Linked DNA regions of Homo sapiens: all the other regions are linked to region 2. The links are chromatin contacts, found by Hi-C or POLR2A ChIA-PET in ENCODE. All regions are on one chromosome and are shown on one strand. Each heading gives the region's core, a stretch centred on a gene start or an enhancer-like site at or near the end of the contact. The rest is flanking DNA. Distances are from core to core; before and after follow the strand shown. Region 1 holds the start of PIM3 (Pim-3 proto-oncogene, serine/threonine kinase). Region 2 holds the start of PLXNB2 (plexin B2). Region 3 has its middle 18 kb from the start of CRELD2.

Evidence for each region. A loop is a pair of places that touch in the nucleus more often than their neighbours do. ChIA-PET counts read pairs that join two places held with the same protein, here RNA polymerase II (POLR2A). Pooled maps may share reads with other maps.
Region 1: a map of tibial artery shows a loop between it and region 2 (4-fold over the local background). The contact joins the promoter of PIM3 here to the promoter of PLXNB2 in region 2. A Hi-C loop is called at or near these places in 2 of 168 maps with a recorded cell type or tissue (CD14-positive monocyte and tibial artery), 2 of 37 single-sample maps with no recorded cell type and 9 of 50 pooled maps. POLR2A ChIA-PET finds 5 or more read pairs at or near these places in 3 of 52 experiments (GM10248, GM12878 and MCF 10A).
Region 3: a map of ascending aorta shows a loop between it and region 2 (2.1-fold over the local background). The contact joins the enhancer-like site here to the promoter of PLXNB2 in region 2. A Hi-C loop is called at or near these places in 1 of 168 maps with a recorded cell type or tissue (ascending aorta) and 3 of 50 pooled maps. POLR2A ChIA-PET finds 5 or more read pairs at or near these places in 1 of 52 experiments (activated B cell).

What each region holds. Positions count from the first base shown.
Region 1 is chr22:49,959,463-49,962,162 of GRCh38, reverse strand. PIM3 (Pim-3 proto-oncogene, serine/threonine kinase) reads right to left here and starts at 1,391. Exons shown (of 6, transcript NM_001001852.4): 1 at 1,131-1,391; 2 at 929-1,038; 3 at 795-845; 4 at 352-721. The coding sequence starts at 1,215. RefSeq lists silencers at 179-228, 869-918, 1,059-1,208, 1,259-1,898, 1,939-2,218 and 2 more.
Region 2 is chr22:50,306,396-50,309,095 of GRCh38, reverse strand. PLXNB2 (plexin B2) reads left to right here and starts at 1,450. Exons shown (of 37, transcript NM_012401.4): 1 at 1,450-1,543. It overlaps DENND6B (DENN domain containing 6B), which reads left to right. Exons shown (of 20, transcript NM_001001794.4): 20 at 1-66. RefSeq lists silencers at 379-428, 1,129-1,178, 1,339-1,538, 1,549-1,618, 2,139-2,289 and an enhancer at 2,597-2,700.
Region 3 is chr22:49,935,573-49,938,272 of GRCh38, reverse strand. No RefSeq gene overlaps it. Among named protein-coding and RNA genes, the nearest start is that of CRELD2, 18 kb to the right of the region's middle. RefSeq lists silencers at 1,782-2,321, 2,098-2,392 and an enhancer at 1,531-2,370. Within about 2 kb of position 1,277, at least 36 of the 41 ENCODE cell types and tissues checked have a DNase peak (open chromatin) inside an H3K27ac peak, as active enhancers do; they include ascending aorta, where a contact is called at or near this core.

The DNA of each region.
Region 1 (2,700 bases), core at 142-2,641, 350 kb after region 2:
GCTGCGCCCTGCGTCACGCACGGAGACTCCTCCGCTACCGCCCCCAGCCGGGGGTCTCTCGGGCCGGAAGGATGTCACGCGCCTCCCACACCGGGGCAAGAGGCCCCGTACCCCCCAACGCGATGGAGGAAGCAATATTGAGCGCGCCCCTAGCCCCCACCCAGCACGATCCCGCTCTTGATCCCTCGCTCAGCCCTCCCCAGGGTAGCGCGTGGGCCTCTGCTCCCCACGAGAGCAGACCCAGGGCGCGCGGCCGCCCAACAGTCATCAGCCCCTCCATGTGCCGCCCCTGCAGGCGTTAACCCGCCGGCAAGGCCCCCGGAACGTTCCCTGCCCCGCGCCCGCGCTCACCGTCGAAGTCGGTGTAGACCGTGTCCTTGAGCAGCGCACCCGAACCGAAGTCGATGAGCTTGAGCTCTCCGGAGCGCAGGTCCACAAGCAGATTTTCGTCCTTAATGTCGCGGTGCACGACCCCGCAGCTGTGGCAGTGGCGCACGGCGGCCAGCACCTGCGCGAAGAAGCGGCGCGCCAGCGGCTCGTCCAGGGCGCCGCGCTCCGTGATAAAGTCGAAGAGGTCCTGCGCCGGCTCGGGCCGCTCCAGCACCAGCAGGAAGCCGTCGGGCCGCTCGAACCAGTCCAGCAGGCGGATGACGCCGCGCGCGCCGCCCGCCGCGCCCACCTTGCGCAGCAGCACCACCTCCAGGGGCACGGTCGCGCCGCCCTGGGGGACACGGCGGTCAGCAAAAGCCCCGCGCCCGCCCCCCGCCGCCGCCGCCGCCCGTGCCCCAACTTACCAGGCTGCCCCACTCGGTCACCCGCTCCTTCACCACGTGCTTCACAGCCACCTGCGGAGACGCGGGGGTCAGGCCGGGCCAAGCGAGGCGCAAGGCGCGCGAGAAACCCGGGCCCGCCCGGCGGTCCGACTCACCGGGAGCCCGTCGGCGATGCGGCTACCCGCGTAGACCGTGCCGAAGCCGCCGCTACCCAGCACGGCGCCCACCTGGTACGCCTTCTCGAAGCTCTCCTTGTCCGCCTTGGCTGCAGGGAGGCGCGGGCGGGGTTGGTGCGGCCCGGGGCGCCCCCGGTCCCCGCCCTGGCCCCGGCCCCGGCCCCGCCGGCCCCGCGCGTACCTGGCTGCAGGATCTTCACCGGGAGGTGGTCCACGCCGCCGGGCCCGCAGAGGTGCGCCAGGGAGCCGAACTTGGAGAGCAGCATCGCGGGCGACGGCCTCCCCGGAGCCCCGAGCCCCAGGCGCCGAAGCCGCGGCCGATCCGGGCGAGCGGCGCGCCGGGGACACCGGCCGTCCGAGCCCGAGGCGGTCCGCGCGGCGCAGTGGGCCCGGAAGGCCCGCGGGGACCGCGTAGACGCGCAGCAGGCGGAGCGCCTCACCCGCCCCGGCCGCCTCGCCCGGGGGTTTTGGGCCGCGGCGCCGCGTATCCCTCCGCGGGGGCGGGGCGAATCGGGACCCCGCCCCCTTCCGCCCGGGGCCCGCGAGGCGGCGGCGGCCGGGCGCTAGCTGGGGAGACGGCGGGGCAGCTTGGCGCCTGTCTTCGGGCGGGCGAGGGCCGGGTGCGGCGGGCGCGGGGCCGCTCCGGGACTCGTTTTCGTAGCGCAGCCGCGGAGGCGCACGGCGTGTCGCGTCGGTCCGCTCTCCGCGCTCACGCTCTCACTCCGCGCAGGCGCAGTGCCCGCGCGGGTGGCGGCCGTGGCGCCTCGGGCAGAACGAGGAGGGACTGCACGAGCCAATGGAAGCCGGAGTTTTTAAAGAAATCCGGCGCCCCAGCCAATGGCGGGGCGAGCCGTTTCCTGGCTCCGCCCCCAGCAGTGCCTAGGAAGGTCACCCGCCGGCCCCGAGCAGGGTTCCTGGGGGTGTGGGAGTGCGGGAGGCGACCTGCGCTTGTCCCGCGGCCTCGAGGTGACACACGCCGCCAGTCTGCGTCCCCGGCTGTCTGCGCATCCCGTCGCGCACGTGGCCGGGCGCGCGGGGAGGTAGCGCCGGCTCCTCTGGAAGCCCTCGCAGCGGCAGCGCCCCCAGCCTCGCAGCCCCGGCGGGGGCCGAGAGCGCACCTGGCTGGAGATGCTTCCTCCTCACCCTGGGCTCTGACCTCACGCCCGCAGCCCGAGGGCCCTCCCTGGTACCTCTGCCCTGCTGGCCGGTGCCTGGAGTGGCCCCGCCCGACTCCTGCCGTCTGACACGGTCCTGGCTGCCCTCCGGGCTCTCCAGCAGCTGCTGTCCACCTCCACCAGGGAGCCCACCTTGATTGCTGCGACAGCCGCACTCAAAGGCTGAACAGCCGGGGTACACATTGCCCTGGTCTGGACTTCACCCTGTCGTGCCCCTTCCCTGCTCTCTGTACAGAAGTCTGACTCACCTGTGTGGTTTGGTGCAAACCCACAGATTGCCAACATTGGTCCAAAGTCACCGGCCTGAGAGCAGCTCAGGGTTCCAGGACGTGAGTGGCCACCCGCCAGCCCCAGGGCTAGTGGGTTGAGAGTTGGGGGCCAGAGGGCCCAGGGGCTGGTCCTCTTGGCACTGCCAGGCGTTCTCAGTGGCCCTCAGGGGTCTAAATATTGTGGCAGACATCCCCGGGCGGTCTGGTGTGACCGTCAGCGCGCACACACACTTGCCTCGGAGCTTCCAGCCTCCCCTAAGTCTGACCTCTCATCTCTATACAGTCACCATCGCTGTCCCTGCGCTGA
Region 2 (2,700 bases), core at 201-2,700:
TCCCTTTTAGTCTAGAACAGTGGCCTTCCCACAGTTTTGGTATTAAAATGTCCTTTTGTGACTGGACCTTGTCTTTTCCTTTTTTGATAAAAAGTTGGCAACCTTGTCAGAACCTGGTAATTTTGGGGTCCTCTGCAGTGAAGGGTAGGGTTGCCGTGATGTGGATTGTGGTTCAAGGCCCAAGGGAAGATTTTGGACAGGAACAAGGCCTGGCTGCTTGAGGGTGGGAGAAGGCAGAGACTGAAAGAACTAAGTCAGGCTGGGGGAGTTTGTCAGGATGTGGCGGGGCGGATCCCGGGTGGGGGAAGCAGAGGAGGAGGGGATGCCTGGCTGGGGACAGGAGGAAGCTGACCAGCTGCAAGGACGGGGCAGGTCTGGGTGGAAGGCGGGCCCCAGGGAGGGGTGACCCAGGGTGGGGGCAAGAGCTTGGGGAATGCTTCTGTCTCCTGCTCAGCACATCCAGTTCCGGGAGGGCAGTGGAGGCGTGCTCCAAGGTCTGGCCCTGCAGACGGTTCACCACCTCTTCTCAAGCCCAGGGGACACTAGGAGCACTGAGGCCAGGACTTGGGACCTGGGATGCCAGAAGTGGGGCCAGCTCTGTCCCAGAAACCAGAACCCCCAGAAAGAGGTCTCGGCCCGCCCACCTCCTGGCCCTGAAGGACCAGGTGGGGTCCCGGGTGCAGCATCCCAAGGTGCTGCTGGAGGCCAGGGATGTGCTGGGAGGCCATCTCCAGGTCCCAGTTTACCCTGGGAGGTTGAGGGCCTGAGACCCCTGGGAAAGGGCCAAAGCCCAGCAGCCCCCACCCCTGAAGGCCGCAGGGGAGCGACTGGTATGCTTCCAGTCTGGGAGTGAGAGTCTGGTGCCCACACATCTCAAGACTGGCAGGGACCCTCACGTTCCTCTGGCCAGGCGAGAGTGCACTCATAATGCCCTCCCCTGGTACCAAGCCATGGCCTCCCCTCAGACCTGCGGGGTTCCTGTGGGGGTGCTCAGGCCATGGGGCCTCTGTGGGCGCTCGTGCTTCCTGGACGGCGGCATGGTGGGCAGGGTGCTGCCCTGGCTGAACCTGGGTCTGAACTGGGGTGCCTGAACCTACCAGACAATGCTGTGGCCGCTGGGCAGGGGAGAAGTGGGGGGCGCGGGGAGCGCAGGCCCAGCCCCTCCCCTCCCGTCCCCTCCCCTCCTCTCCGGTTCTCTTCTGCCCTCTCCTCCCCGCTCCTGCTCCCCCTCCCCTCCCCCTCCCCCTCTTCCCCCTCCCCCTCTCCCCCTCCCCCTCTTCCCCCTCCCCCTCTCCCCCCTCCCCCTCTCCCCCCTCCCCCTCCCCCTCCTTCTCCCCCTCCGCTTTCCCTCTCCCTCTCCCCCCTTCTCCTGTTCTCCCCGCCCTCCCCTCCTCTCCCTCGTCGGGGGCGGGGCCGGCAGCTCCCGCGCGCTCCGGCCCCTCCTCGGCCACACAAAGGCCCCGTCTCCATGGCAGCAGCGCGGGCCAGAGCGCAGCGCCGAGCGCGGCCCGGGCGCCATCGAGCCTTGGCGGCGGACGTGCAGGTACCGAGCTCGGGGGACTGGGCTGCGGGGGACGTCTCGCTGGGCGTGGGGGGGGCTTCGCCGTCAGCGCCGCTCCGCCCGGGCCTGCCGCGCTGGGGCCCGGGGACCTGCGGCGGCTGCGGCTCCGCGGAGGGCTCCCGGGGCCTGGGCCCCGTCCGTCGGTCCATCCGGCGAGGCCCGGGCCGCTGCCGCCCCACTCCCTTCCCGGTGTTGACTCGGGGGACGGGCCCGGCGGCGGGGGCTGCGCGTCCCTCCGGAGCCGCGTCGGATCCCTCCTCCGCGCCTGCCTCTCACTCTTCAGCCGCCGAGCTCCGTGCGCCGAGCGGAGATGGTCTCGCGGTGCGGGCGCTCCGGGCCGGCCCCAGGCTCAGCGGCACAGGAGCCTGGATTTGCCCGAGCTCCCGGGGGCCGTCCCCGCACCCCCTGGGGCCTGCTTGGCGCGGGGGGACCAGGGCGGAGAGCACCCGCACCTGGCGAGACCCCACTGCCTGGGCCTCCTCGCGGTTCCCAGAGTGGCGTCTGGGTGGACACCCCGAGACACAGAAAGTCTCAGAAGCGGGGGCGCGAGCCCTGCCTGTCCCCTGCTGACCCTGCCCCTCCGCACCCTGCTCCTGCAGGAAGCCCCTGCCCTGCCAGCGCCCCTGGTCGGGCTATTCGGCAGATCTGGGGAGCCCGCCTCCCCCTGTCATCTGGGGGTCTCAGAGCCCGGACGCCCTGGGGCTTCCTGCCAGGCCCTTGATTTCTCTTCCCGAAGCTCCCTGGGAAAGGAAGAAAGGGGTCCGTCTGCCCACTGTGGGCTGTGGCAGAGTCAGGACAGGGGGTGAGGGTGAGGGTGAGGGTGAGGGTGAGGGTGAGGGTGAGGGTGAGGGTGGGCCCCAAACCCGGCAGATCCCGGCGGCCTGGAGGGCTCCCTGTGCCCCACCTTCCCTGGACCCCCCCGCCCTCCCCACTTAATGTCTGACTTCGGCCCTTGCTTGGAGGTTCGGCGCAGCCTGTGAGGCTTTAAAGTTGAGCTTCCTCAGGAGCCCTTTGCGGGTGGGAGAGCGAGGCTGCCGGGAAGTGGGGGCTCTCAGCCTGCCCCATGCCCAGATGACCCTGGCACGGAACAGCTGAACAGCTGGTGGGAGGAGCCCTCCCTTTCCTGTCCAGAGGTGAGG
Region 3 (2,700 bases), core at 28-2,527, 370 kb after region 2:
GTCAGACGGATAGACAGAAACGTGGATGGACCGACGGGCAGCTGGTGGCCAGCGCAGGCTGCCGAGAATTGGCGGAAGTGGGGCGGGTGGCCGGCGGGCGGCCTGGCAGATCCTGGAAATCCTCGCTTCCTGTTTTCCCAACAAAGGGCCTCTGTCCCCCCAGGAAGGCCACTGGCTGGCGGCAGTGGACGGACATTCCTTTTCCGTAAACAGGATTGTTTTCCTTTTCTCCTCTGGACACAATAACAGCAGCCCCCATGCCCCCCATCCTGTCTCCTGTCACCACTAGCCATGGGGCGTGGACAGTGTGGACGGGTAGGGGGTCCACAGAGCAGGCTTTCCTGGACCAGGTGCCCATTCTGTCACCCTGGGAGTGGGAGTCACAGTGGGGGCCATAGCCTAGTTGACGGCAATGAGGCCTCCAGGGCAAGGAGTGGGAATTCAGTGACGTCTGCCCCACAGGGCAGGTGGGAGGCTGGACCAGCCTTGGGCTAAGGAGACCCTGTGAGCCTCATGGCCCGAGGCAGCAGTGCTTGGGGCAGAGGCCAGGCTTAGGTCTCTGCAGGGGCTGGGCCTCCCTCCAGGTGGACCTCCCCCCGCCCCAGGCTGGCTTTGGGTGAATGCATCTGACTTCCAGAAGCCCCAGAGCAAGACCCTAGAGTAGCTAGAAGCCCCAAGGGGACCCTGGGCGTGGCGGGAGGGGGCAAGGGAAAAGCCTCCAGAGGGTTCAGGGCCCTCCCCTGCCACAGGAGACCCAGTGAGGGCTGCAGGGACAGCCTGGATCTGTGCAGTGCAGATGGCGTGGAGGGGCAGAAGTGGCACGGTTCCCGCGTGCACAGCTCTGAGTGAGCGCAAGTGTGGCTGCTGTGCACACCCAGGCAGCGGGTGCCTGAATGGGCCTGTGTGAGGGGCTGGGACTATTTATAGCCGCTCCTAGCCCAGAGGAGCTATTAATAGCCAGGGTTGAGGGGGACGGACAATGTCTCCTGCTGGCCGCTGCCTGCGGGTGGGGTGGGGGTGGGTGCCATTCTGTGCCCGGAGACACCCGGGGCTGGTACCCCAGCCCCCACCCAGGCTTCGGCACAAGGGCCACTGTTATCTGGTCAGCAGCTGAGCCAGGGGTCTGCATTCACCTGGGACAGCAGGCTGGGGGTGCACCAGGCTACAGCCCCCACCCTGCTCTCCCCGGAGGCCGTTCTGCAGCCACACTGACCCTGAGGAGGATGGGATGGTGGGCACGTGAGCTGGCAGCAGCAGGGCACCCCGGATGGAAAGGGATGCTGAGACCAGGACCCCCATATCTGGTTCTCAGATTCCAGCATGGGGAAGGGGTAAGGAAGTGCTGTGGGGACCGCAGAGCCAGAAGTGGATTTGAGAGAGGCCGGCCCTGCAGGCCCCCCAACCTGCCTCTGGCAGTATAACCAGGTGTCCCTGAAGTAAACAGGTGAACTGAGGCCAAGTCAGATGGGCCTTGGAGCCACTGGAGGGGTGTGGATGGAGGGCTGTGGGTGGAGGAGAAGGGCCCTGCCAGAATTCAGGCTGGTGGGGGCAACAGGCAGCCTCATAGCCCGCTGTCCTGGCTGAGGCTCATTCCCTGTGATCATTTTTGAGAAAAAAAAAAAAAAAAAAAGGGGGGAGGGCGCCTAGCTTGTAAAAAGACCAGATCCCGACCCCACGAAGGGTGAAGTGTGACCTGGGTGGGGCGGGGGGCACCCCTCCAAGCCTTGGCTGCACCCGGCTCCCTGTGCCACACGCGTCCCCAGCATCAAGAGGCGCACCCCCCACCTCTCCCTAAGCCCAGCCAGGCTGCAGAGAAAACAGGAAAGCTCGGAGGCCCAGCCAGGCGCCCTGTGGGCGGGCCTGGGGGAGCTGGGGACGCAGGTTCTGGCTTCCACCCCGGGGGGGCGGGGGGTGTGCGGCGGCGGCGGTGGCGCTCGTGCATCTCATTCTGCGCCTGCTCCCGCGGGGGCTCCTTTCCTTCGGGGAGCCCCCGCCCCCGGGGCCGTGACTAAGCGGAGTCACCTGCCGCCAAGGGCTTTCCAAGAAGGTCAAGGCCAACCGCGCTCCGGCCCACGCCCCAGAGCTCGGGCCGGGCCCTCACAGCCATCGTCCTGCTCATCGTCATTGCTCCCGCAGGGGGTTCCCAGCGACGAGGAGCGCGGGGCCGGGGCGGCGGGGGAGGAGCGCGGGCGGGTCCCTATGGGGCTGGGCACGGGCTGCAGGTCCCCTCCCATGCTCAGCCCAGGCCCCACACCCTCCACCCCTGCTCCTCCCGGACCTCCACCCTCCCCTCCGTCCCTGCTCCTCCCGGACCCCCACCCTCCCCTCCGTCCCTGCTCCTCCCGGACCCCCACCCTCCCCTCCGCCCCCACCCCTGCTCACCCCAGGCCCCACACCCCGCACCCCTCCTTCTCCCAGACCCCCAGGCTCCCCTCCGCCCCTACCCCTGCTCCTCCTGGACCCCCCACACCCTCCCCTCCGCCCCAACCCCTGCTCATCCTGAACCCCCCACCCTCCCCTTTGCCCCACCCCTGCTCCTCCCACATCCCCACCCTCCCCTCCGCCTCCACTCCTGCTCCTCCCGGACCCCCACCCTCCCCTCCGTCCCCGCCCCTGCTCCTCCCGGACCCCCATCCTCCCCTCCGCCCCCACCCTGCTCCTCCCCGCGCCCCCACTCCCCGCCCCCACCCTCCGTCCCCA